Regions from separate parts of the Mus musculus genome. Here region 2 is linked to region 1. Evidence: chromatin contacts called from ENCODE POLR2A ChIA-PET data. All regions are on one chromosome and are shown on one strand. Each heading gives the region's core, a stretch centred on a gene start or an enhancer-like site at or near the end of the contact. The rest is flanking DNA. Distances are from core to core; before and after follow the strand shown.

What was found. ChIA-PET counts read pairs that join two places held with the same protein, here RNA polymerase II (POLR2A).
Region 2: POLR2A ChIA-PET joins it to region 1 with 52 read pairs in embryonic stem cell. The contact joins the promoter of 0610009E02Rik here to the promoter of Card9 in region 1. POLR2A ChIA-PET finds 5 or more read pairs at or near these places in 4 of 5 experiments (Patski and embryonic stem cell).

What each region holds. Positions count from the first base shown.
Region 1 is chr2:26,358,808-26,363,322 of GRCm38, forward strand. Card9 (caspase recruitment domain family, member 9) reads right to left here and starts at 2,102. Exons shown (of 13, transcript NM_001037747.3): 1 at 1,980-2,102; 2 at 557-752; 3 at 7-144. The coding sequence starts at 740. The region is part of intron 1 of Gm13562 (a long non-coding RNA gene); the gene reads left to right. It overlaps Snapc4 (small nuclear RNA activating complex, polypeptide 4), which reads right to left. Exons shown (of 23, transcript NM_172339.4): 23 at 3,958-4,213.
Region 2 is chr2:26,443,902-26,448,416 of GRCm38, forward strand. 0610009E02Rik (RIKEN cDNA 0610009E02 gene) reads left to right here and starts at 2,023. Exons shown (of 3, transcript NR_152209.1): 1 at 2,023-2,299. It overlaps Sec16a (SEC16 homolog A, endoplasmic reticulum export factor), which reads right to left and starts at 1,315. Exons shown (of 30, transcript NM_153125.2): 1 at 1,174-1,315.

The sequences.
Region 1 (4,515 bases), core at 852-3,351:
TCTCACCAATGATCATGGAGAAGACGCGTGCTGGCTCCTTGCCAGTGACTTTCCGGTATAACTGAGGGTAGTAGAGCTCCAGGCTCTCGAGGAAAGCCACGTAGCCCTTGTGGCCTGTCCGCTGCAGGATGTCCAGGAGCACACCTTCAGGTGGAAGACAGAGTCAAGGCCAAGGGCTGGCGGGTGGAGGCTCTTGGAGATGGGTAGGATGATTACTCTGGGTAGACATCCCAAGCTCTAGCAACCCCCTTCCTTCTGGGCCATTGAATAAGGCGCCCTGCAGGTCTCAAGTCTAGGTGGGACAGGGTGCTGCCTTCCCTCTGGTGGCTGTCTCAGGCAGGGCCTGAACAGTGGTGGGGACTCCCCTTCCTCCACTGGGCAACAGCAGGTAGACAGGACAAGAGGGGAGGAGTCTCTCACTCATATATCCTACACGGGGATGGAGCTGAGTGGGGACAAGGCCAGGGCAGTGAAGAGAGCATGGAGTGGCCTCTGGCTGGGTGTCTTATGGGGGTCATGCAGGGCTAGAGCCTGCTGGTGTGGGAGCAGTCCTCACCCACTTTCCGCTTGCGGATGACCAGGTTGGGGTCACTGAGCACCTGCTCCTCATCATCGGGGTTCAGGACTTTGCACTGGCGTAGATAGGGTGTGATCCGGGAGGGGTCAATGACAGAGATGAGCTTCACCCGGAAGCTCTCCAGGGTGCTCCAGCACTCGTCGTCATTCTCATAGTCTGACATGTCCTCTGTAGGCTGCGGTTATAATTGGGGAGAGCAGCTGAGGAAGTGCCCACCTTCTGTTCCCTGTCAGCCTAGGATAGGACCCAGGCCTGAGTGTCAGGGCAGGGCTTTGGGCAGGGTCAGAAGGGATCCGTTCTAGGGAAATTTCAGGGCTCAGCCCTATCTCCTCAGCCTCATGGACAGTTTCTGAGGGGAAGCAGAGGTCCATAGACAAGCCACCTCAGACCACCTGTCAAACTGAGCACCCCCAAGCAGCTGCCCGGCCCCTGTCATCTCAGGCTTTCTCATATGGATATGTAGGGAAGTGACCGGTTGGGGTCTAAGAGAATACTCTTTGTACAACAGCCCTGCTCTAGCTTCTGCCCCTACCCAAAAGTGCTCTGGCATGCCCTGGAGGTAGGAGCTTTTGCCTCTAGTGGCCATCCTACATAGTACCTTCTTGGGTGGCATGGACCCTTGCTGGCCAGTCTCCAGATTGGGACTAAGAGGGTCAGGTTGGCTGGAGGCTTTCTCACTGTGCAGGGGGCCAGGCCTATGTCTGACTTCCTCCTTCCCTGACAGCCCCGTGCCCTTCAGGCCTTCCGTTGTAGCCAGCTGGTGATGCAACAGCCTGTGGCACGGTGCTATTCCGGGAGGGCTGGGAGGGTTGGCCGCAGGAGCATGTCTGCCTTCCTGCTAGGCTGGAGTATACTGGAAGGGCAGGCAATGTCATCCACAGTCTACAGACATCTGCTGTGGCTTCCCTCCAGTTTGCTTTTCTGCCGCTAGATGAGCCCTGGCCTTTGGCCACATGATGGGAATCAACCAGGCCAGTTGTATGTAGGGGGTTACTCATGTGGACAAGTGTAGCCTCAGTGAATGGCTTCAATGATTTTAGGGCTGAGTTAAGGTGGCCATAGAGCGCCCCTGGCTCAGTCCCTAACCCCAGCGGAGCTGCACCTCCAGTTAGAGACACGGCCATGGCAGGCCTCTTCTTCAGAGGCATCTCTTGGCTTCCTGCTGCTTTCTGGTTGACCCAGTGGACAGACATTTCTCTAAACCTTGGGCCTATGGCCTGCCATTGCAGCCCCACAGCCACATGGTCCAGCACTGGAGGACTATGCTGCAGTGTACAAGGATTAATCAAATGAAGGCGTGAGGATGGAGGATGCCACCTGCCTGTAGGTACTTACGCGCTCCAGGATCCCCAGCAGTCACCACAGGCTTCCACCCACCTTCCTGGAAGGGTACTGAACTTACCTCAGGGTCTTGTGAGAGCTACCTGCCAGCAGATGCTGTCTGGGTTATGGACATACCAGGAGCCTGGGTCTCTGGGAGTGTGGAGGGGTTCCCTAACTGGAGAAGGGTGGAGCCATGAAGGAGGCTGTGCACTTCCTGATTGATGTGTTCTGGTTGACGCCACAAGCCAGCCAGTCCTCCCGCAGGGGACAGTCTACCTTCTGATTGGCCCATCCAGGAACAGAACAGAGGGAAGTAGAAGTACTCTGGGAGCAGAGGAGCCCTCCCTGCCTGCTCATCTGAACTGGATGGGCAGTCCAAGGTCCTCCTGGATCCAGGCTTCTGAAAGTTGCTTTTCTAACATGGCCCTGCCTCATATCCTCATCTGCCGTCTAAGGACAGTGGTGCAGGGTAGGTGCAGTGGGACAAAGCTTGGTCAAAATCTACAAGCTGTAGGCAGCTATAGTCCTCTATGGATTGCGTGCCACAGCCTCTCCTTCAGGGTGGCCCTTCAAGAGTCAGCCTGAGGTGGGCGTGGGGACCTGCTAGCCCTGCCCAGCCAGTGTAGCTGTTAGACAGGCGCTGCTGTCTAGCCTACAAGATGAGTTGAGGCAAAAGCTTCCAGTGCTGTATGGGAAGGAAGGGTGGGACACTTATGCAGAGCCCCAGCTGGCCCCTTCTGTAGCTTACTGGCCCTCTGCTTGCTCCTATGGGGACAGTGGCCTTGAAAATACTTCCAAAAGCAGCAGTCAGGAGTCCTCTTTGGCCTTGGGGGGCCACACTGCTAGGGATTGTGGCTTGCTGGGTTTCCAGGACGGCAAGGGAGTCCATCCATGGCTTTGCAGTCACTCCAGGAAGGAGGTCACAAGGCCTCCACAGTGGTGGCTTCTTAAAAGTGTTAATAACATGAAACTTTTGCTCATAAAACTGAAGTGGAAGTCAATAGCACAGATAGCTGAAGAAACCCCAAGTTCTCCAGAATGGAGAAACCCAGTGCAGAGGTTAGAAGGAGCCATGACAAACACGCGTCCCTGGATGTGTGACGGCCATCAGCTGGAGTGACAGCTGGTACAATCACTAGGACTAGGCTGGTCATACCATTTTACTATGAGCTGCAAGCTTCCCACAGAGGATGAACACATGTAAAAACTAAATCCTGGCCAGCCTGGTCTACAGAGGGAGTTCCAGGACAGCCAGGGCTACACAGAGAAACCTTGTCTCGAAAAACAAAAACAAAACAAACAAACAAAAAATAACTAAATCCTGGAGAGCCAAGGGCCCAGGATGTATAGTCTGGTGTCATGGAAATAGTGACTAAGAAAAAGGAGAGATGAACCGGCAGTTAAGAGCACTGACTGCTCTTCCAGAGGTCCTGAGTTCAATTCCCAGCAACCATCTGGAAGGGATCCGATTCCCTCTTCTGGTTTGTCTGAAGGGAGTGACAGTGTACTCACATACGTAAAACGCTTTTTTTTTTTTTTAAAAAGGGAGAGACAAGACCCAATGGGGTCTCAGCACCATGCCAAACACAAGCCTCCTATCCAGTGAGAGCTGCTGCTGTGGTAGATGCTGGTTCTGGGGACCTCCCTGAGAGATACAGGCCAGATGGGGACCTCGCCTAGGGGTACAGGCTAGATGACATATCTCCCCCCCCTTTTTTTCTTTTTTAAAGATTTATTTAGGTATGGGTGCTCTGTCTGCATGTACACTGTGTGCCAGAAGAAGGCATCAGATTCCATTATGATCTACCATGTTGGTGATTGAACTCAGGACCTCTGGAAGAGCAGTCAATGATCTTAACCATTGAGCCATCCCAACACATTTTCTTGAAATGGGAAGAAACGCTGATTCTCTATTCTCTCTGCTCTCTGGTAAAGTGCTGGGTCCAGGGGCTGCCTGGGCAGCAAAGGGTGTAAGAGGTTCCCAGAACTGGCAGACAATCACATCCCCAGTTGATGGTGGGCACCCAGCTCTAGACAAAATCACCAAAGGCTATACATTGCTTTTTAAGTGAAAATTAGGCATTTCCTTTATTCCCTCACATACACGGCCCCAAGTCTGTTAACAGGTAGCCTGTGATCACGTGGCCACTGCTATCACCACAGCCTGTAGATCGCTACCGACAGCTTGGTCCTCAGCCTGCAGCTTTCTGGCTTCCCGTCTTCTTGCTGAGGGTTGTGTACTGCTTCTGGGCAGGCTTGGGCCCTGCCTCTTGCCTAGTGAGAGCTGGATTCTGGACCCCTTGACGCCTTGTCCTGAAACACAGGATACTCTTGACAGTGCCTGCCCCTCACCAGGCCCCAGACGTCAGGACAGACCACACAGATGGGGCTGCTGAGCAGCAAGGACTGAGCTGGCACTGCACTGGGGACAGACAGCTCAGCGGATGGCGGTGGCTTCACAACTAGAATGCCCTGACCACCTCAGTCCCATCAATGTCCTTGGTCACCTGCTGACCTGCACCCAGGGACCCAACAGTGAAAGCAACAAGGTAGAGCCCGGGATTTGTGGTCAGAGGAACTGCAGGTAATTATGCTCATGGGCTGCAAGTGGTGAA
Region 2 (4,515 bases), core at 773-3,272, 85 kb after region 1:
AAGACATTTTAAGTATGACTCTATGTGACTGAGGTATTTTAAACATCCCCTGATCCTTTCACTGCCAGCCTTAACAGCTGTAAACTGTAGAACACAGGGGAACCCAAGAACATTAGTGAGCTCCACTCGCCAACAATCTCCCCCATGGTGACTGTCTGTGATACTCTTATCAGACAGACAAGATAAACACCTCCCTTCTAAGTCAAAATCTGAGCCGGAACCCTTTAAATGTTGAAGAAGGCATTTGCAGAAGAGAAAAAGCTATACACTATGTGAGGAAGACACACAGGAAACATGGACATTCATGTTTGCTTATAAAAGCAAGACGGGATACCAAAATCTGCAAGACATGAGCACTGAAACCCTAGGAAGGGAACGTGGACAACGTGTAAGGAAGCTGCACTGTGCTGCACCTTGCAAAAGGACCTGAAGGAACAGTAATCTGTGAGTCTGCTGTTTCTTACTGCCAAACTCAGAATGGAAAACGCCTCTAGTCAACACTTTTGAAAGGAAATCTTTCCTTCAGTGCGCGACCATCCTACATGCCATTTAAAAACCTGTGTAAGCACAACAGCCAGAGTTATCTACAGGACGCTCCACAGCCAAGCCGACATTTTTCTACACCTTGGTAAAAAACAAATCACGACCTCCCTTGCGACATCCTGCTCCGCCGGCCAAGAGATTACAAATAAACGCTGCTACTCCCTGTTTCAAATGAAAATGTGTCCCATGATCATCAACTTCTGAGGAAGTCTTCGAGCCAACGAGAATCAAATATCTTCAGAACCCAGCAAAAGTCAAGCTTGGCAATTTCCTGCACTTTCTTCGTTTTAAATGAGTTGCGGGCTTCCTCGGAGGTGTCACAGTCTGGCCATGTTAACACACCTTCCCCAGCGGCCAACCAGTTCCCGAAGCCCTGACCAGGTATCTGTCTCCCGTCAGGTCTGGGAAACCACGAGCCCCTTAGACAACCCACCAAGGCGACACGGCCCGTAACCTGTCCGGTGTCTCAGCACCAGGCGGCCCGGTACTGTCGTTCTCCCCAGGCCTGACTGTGTCTCTTTAAATGCGCTCGCCACTCCGGGCTAGGCCCGATGCTCACTGAGCCTGCTTGGCCTCCGCAGCCTCGCCCACCCTCGGGCCTCCACCGTGCTCCATACACTCAGCCCTCACCCTGTGAGCTGTGGTTGGCTTCTCAGGCGCCGCGAACTGAAACCCAGCCGGCGACGGCGGCGGCAGTAGGGGGAACTAGCGCGTTCCCAGCAGCAGCCGCAGCCATCTTGGCACATCCGGCTCCAGGTGCCGCCGCCGACGTGTCCGAAGGAGACGTCAGCGCGCCCCGCCCCTTAATTGCCCCTCCTCTTGCTTCTTCCAGTCTTTCGCTGCTTCACCCATTGCCCCGCCCCCCCTGCCCGGCCCTCTTGGCCGCGCTCCGTACACGTCTTCGGCGCGTCAATCATACCACGCCCCCTTGGGCTCCGCCCCCTCTCCCGTCCAGTTTTGCACTGCTTCATCCTTTTGTTCCGCCCCCCAGGAGCTGCCCCGCCCATTCCCCTTAAGAGCCTTTCGTAGTGTCCCTTTTGACTCCGCCTTTCGTTCGTCTCCAGTCTTTTGCCGCCTCATCTCTTCGTCCCACCCATAGGCCCGCCCCTCTTGCGTCAGTCACTTACAGCTCCACCCCCGTGGCCCCGCCCTCACCCACTTGCGGAGCCAGGAGCGCGGGCCCCGCCTCTTCACGTCGCCCTGGTTACGCTGGTTCTGTCCTACAGTCTTCCTGTTCTAGGATTTGACTGGACAGGATTCTTCAATCCAGATCCCCGGGGAGAATCAGTCTTGAAAAACCAAAGCCAGAAGTTCCGCTGAGTCCAGAGCCCCAGCGGGCCCTCTCGCTTGCCCCCTCCCCATTTTTCCGTTGGGTTCTCTTGGTTGCCGGCGGGGGCGACTACGCGTGCGCCACCCTGCTCGAGTAGCTAGGCGGTCGACTTCTGCGGGCTGGACAGGCGCGTGCGCGGAGCTGTACCCGTTGCTTGGCTACGGCTCTTTGCTGGAGCCTGCCCGGCGCAGTTCGCGTGATTAAGCAAATGCCTTTCCTGGTGCTAGTAGGAACTCTCACCACCACCACCCCCATTCCCCTCCAACCTTTGCTAGAGGAGAGAAGCCAGAGCCTGGAGGCCAAGTCCTTCAAACTCCATTGCGACTCCTCCCGGCAGGGCGCGGCCTAAAGCCCACGGCGGAACGCTGGACTTAGACCAGGGATGTCAGCAGGTCTGTCTGTCGGAGCAGAGGCTCTCCGGAAAAGGTGGGTGCTGTCATCGGGGAAGTGACCAGGCCTGGCTCCCTCACCTGTACTCCAGAGAGCGTGAGAAGGCGGTGCCCCTGCGAAGCCGCCTGGTCAGTGGCGAACCCAGAGGCAGGGAAGGAGGGAGTGTGGTGGAGCTGGCCAGCGCTCAGACACGCAAGCATAGCCGGGAGAACTGAGGGCCAGCTTCATGTCCTCTGACGTGGCACTGTGGGTCACTCTGTAAAGCTAACATTTATCTTTAGAGAGCCAGGTTTCCAAACTCTTTCTGAACACATGGTAGACTCAACTTTAAGTCCCTAAAAAGAAGCAGCAACCCCAACCCTAGGATGGCTAGAGCTAAATAATAGCAAGGCCTCGTCTAAATAAATAAACAAACAAATAAATAAATAATAAAATGCAAGGTCTCCACTCTCAGGCCCCCAAGGGTAGAGATGTTAAAGGGACAGCTGTGCTGGCTCCCATCTCTGACTCCATCCTAAGGTAGGGACAGGACTCGATGCCTGCTATAGACTGGCTGGCATCATGCAGCCAAGCTAACCTGGCCTCTGAGTGACAGACTCCGGTTTTAGGCCCAGTCTGTGCCCATATGCCCTGCTCTGTTGACTGAAACCTCTCTGGGCATCAGGAGAGCCACTGGGTAGTTTGAGGACTTGAATGGCGTACTTTAATGCATATGCAAAGGCAATGGGCACAAACTGGGACTGCCTGAGGCAGGCAGGGCAAATGGTGACTCCTGAGTTTATGGGTGCCCCCACCATTACATGGGTACCTCCACTTTGCCTGGGGACTCTTCGTTTATTTGGAAGTTGGGCACATCATCCCCAGTTCCCTGGAGTCCTATGTAGTCAGCATCTGGTACAAAGCTGTTATAGCCTAGGCTGCACTACAGAGCACACAGGACTCCCATGCATGAAGGCTGTGTCAGAACTCCCTGTGGCTTCTGACACTGTGACCAGCACTTGGTAACCATGTATTCTTTGTAGTGCTACCCAGTCAGCCTCTCCCAGGCTGCACTGTCTGGTGTGGTGGCCCCTGGGCAGTTACATAGAGCTGTGAACTGTGAACATAAAGCATACCAGATAGGTAAGAATTCATTGGTGAGTGTTTATTGAATGTTGAGTATTCTGAGAGCATTGGGTTGAATAAAACTTCTTATTAAACGTGATATATTTTTTCTTTAATGTAACTAGGAAGTATAAAACTCCACATGTAGCTGTCAGTGCATTCCCCCCGGACAGTCCTAGCCTAGATGCTGTGTACTTGACATCCCTTACTCTAGGGCTTATGGCCTCCTTGAGTCAGGAGGCCACAAGGTACTGTTTCCTTTCTGGCACTGAGAAGCCAGGGGCAGGCCTCTGAAGACTGCTACAGGAAGAGGTAGTAGTCTTGGTAAAGAGAGGGTGTCTCTTGGCCTCGAGCCTCTGTCCCTCATGCCTGCTAGCAGGTGTGGTTCCAGCCTCAGTGTTCCTGATAGTCTGTGCCTGCTCTGTTTTTGGCACCATGCTCAGCCCCTGACAAACCCTCAGCATGGACATAGAACCTGAAGAGAAGAAAGTGTCAGCTCCCAGGAGACAGGGCTCCCTGAGTAGTCCCAGACAAAAGTGTGTTAGGGCTACAGGGGTAGAAAGAACTGATGGGGGGAGGGAGGTTTCCTAAAGGATAAGGAGGTGATGGGCTGAGGAGAGTTGTATGCCATTTGTTTCCAGGCCCTATAGTGTATACCAGTGTGCCACCCAGGCTGGCTCCCACGTGGCCAAGGTGAGTGGAGATCCTTTCTTGAAGCTTCAGGCCAAACCCCTGAGAGCAGTGGTAGGCAGCATGAAAGGAGCCTCAGGCCAGTTTCACTTTTTCATGTGCCCATAGTACAAGGCTAGTTTGCAGATGGAGCTCCATACTAGGCAGATGCACCTTGGCAGCCCTGCCTTCCATGTATCTTAGGCCCCTGGGTGCTCACTGTGGGTATGAGTGAGGGCTGACCTGTGGACCGAAGGTACCAACCAGAGAAGCCCTGGCACTTTATCCCTCTCCTGGGCTGCTGAGAATGGGGCTTGCAGCCCTTCCTCCCCACAGGAACGGACACACCTTTGGGTACCCCTCCCCCAGCTGCTAAAACAGATAAATGGCTTGAGGATTTTGTTGGGTGGTCCAACTGTACTGTAAGATTCTAGAAGCCAGAGATTCAAGGGTGTTAGACACCTGCATTTTTTCACCCA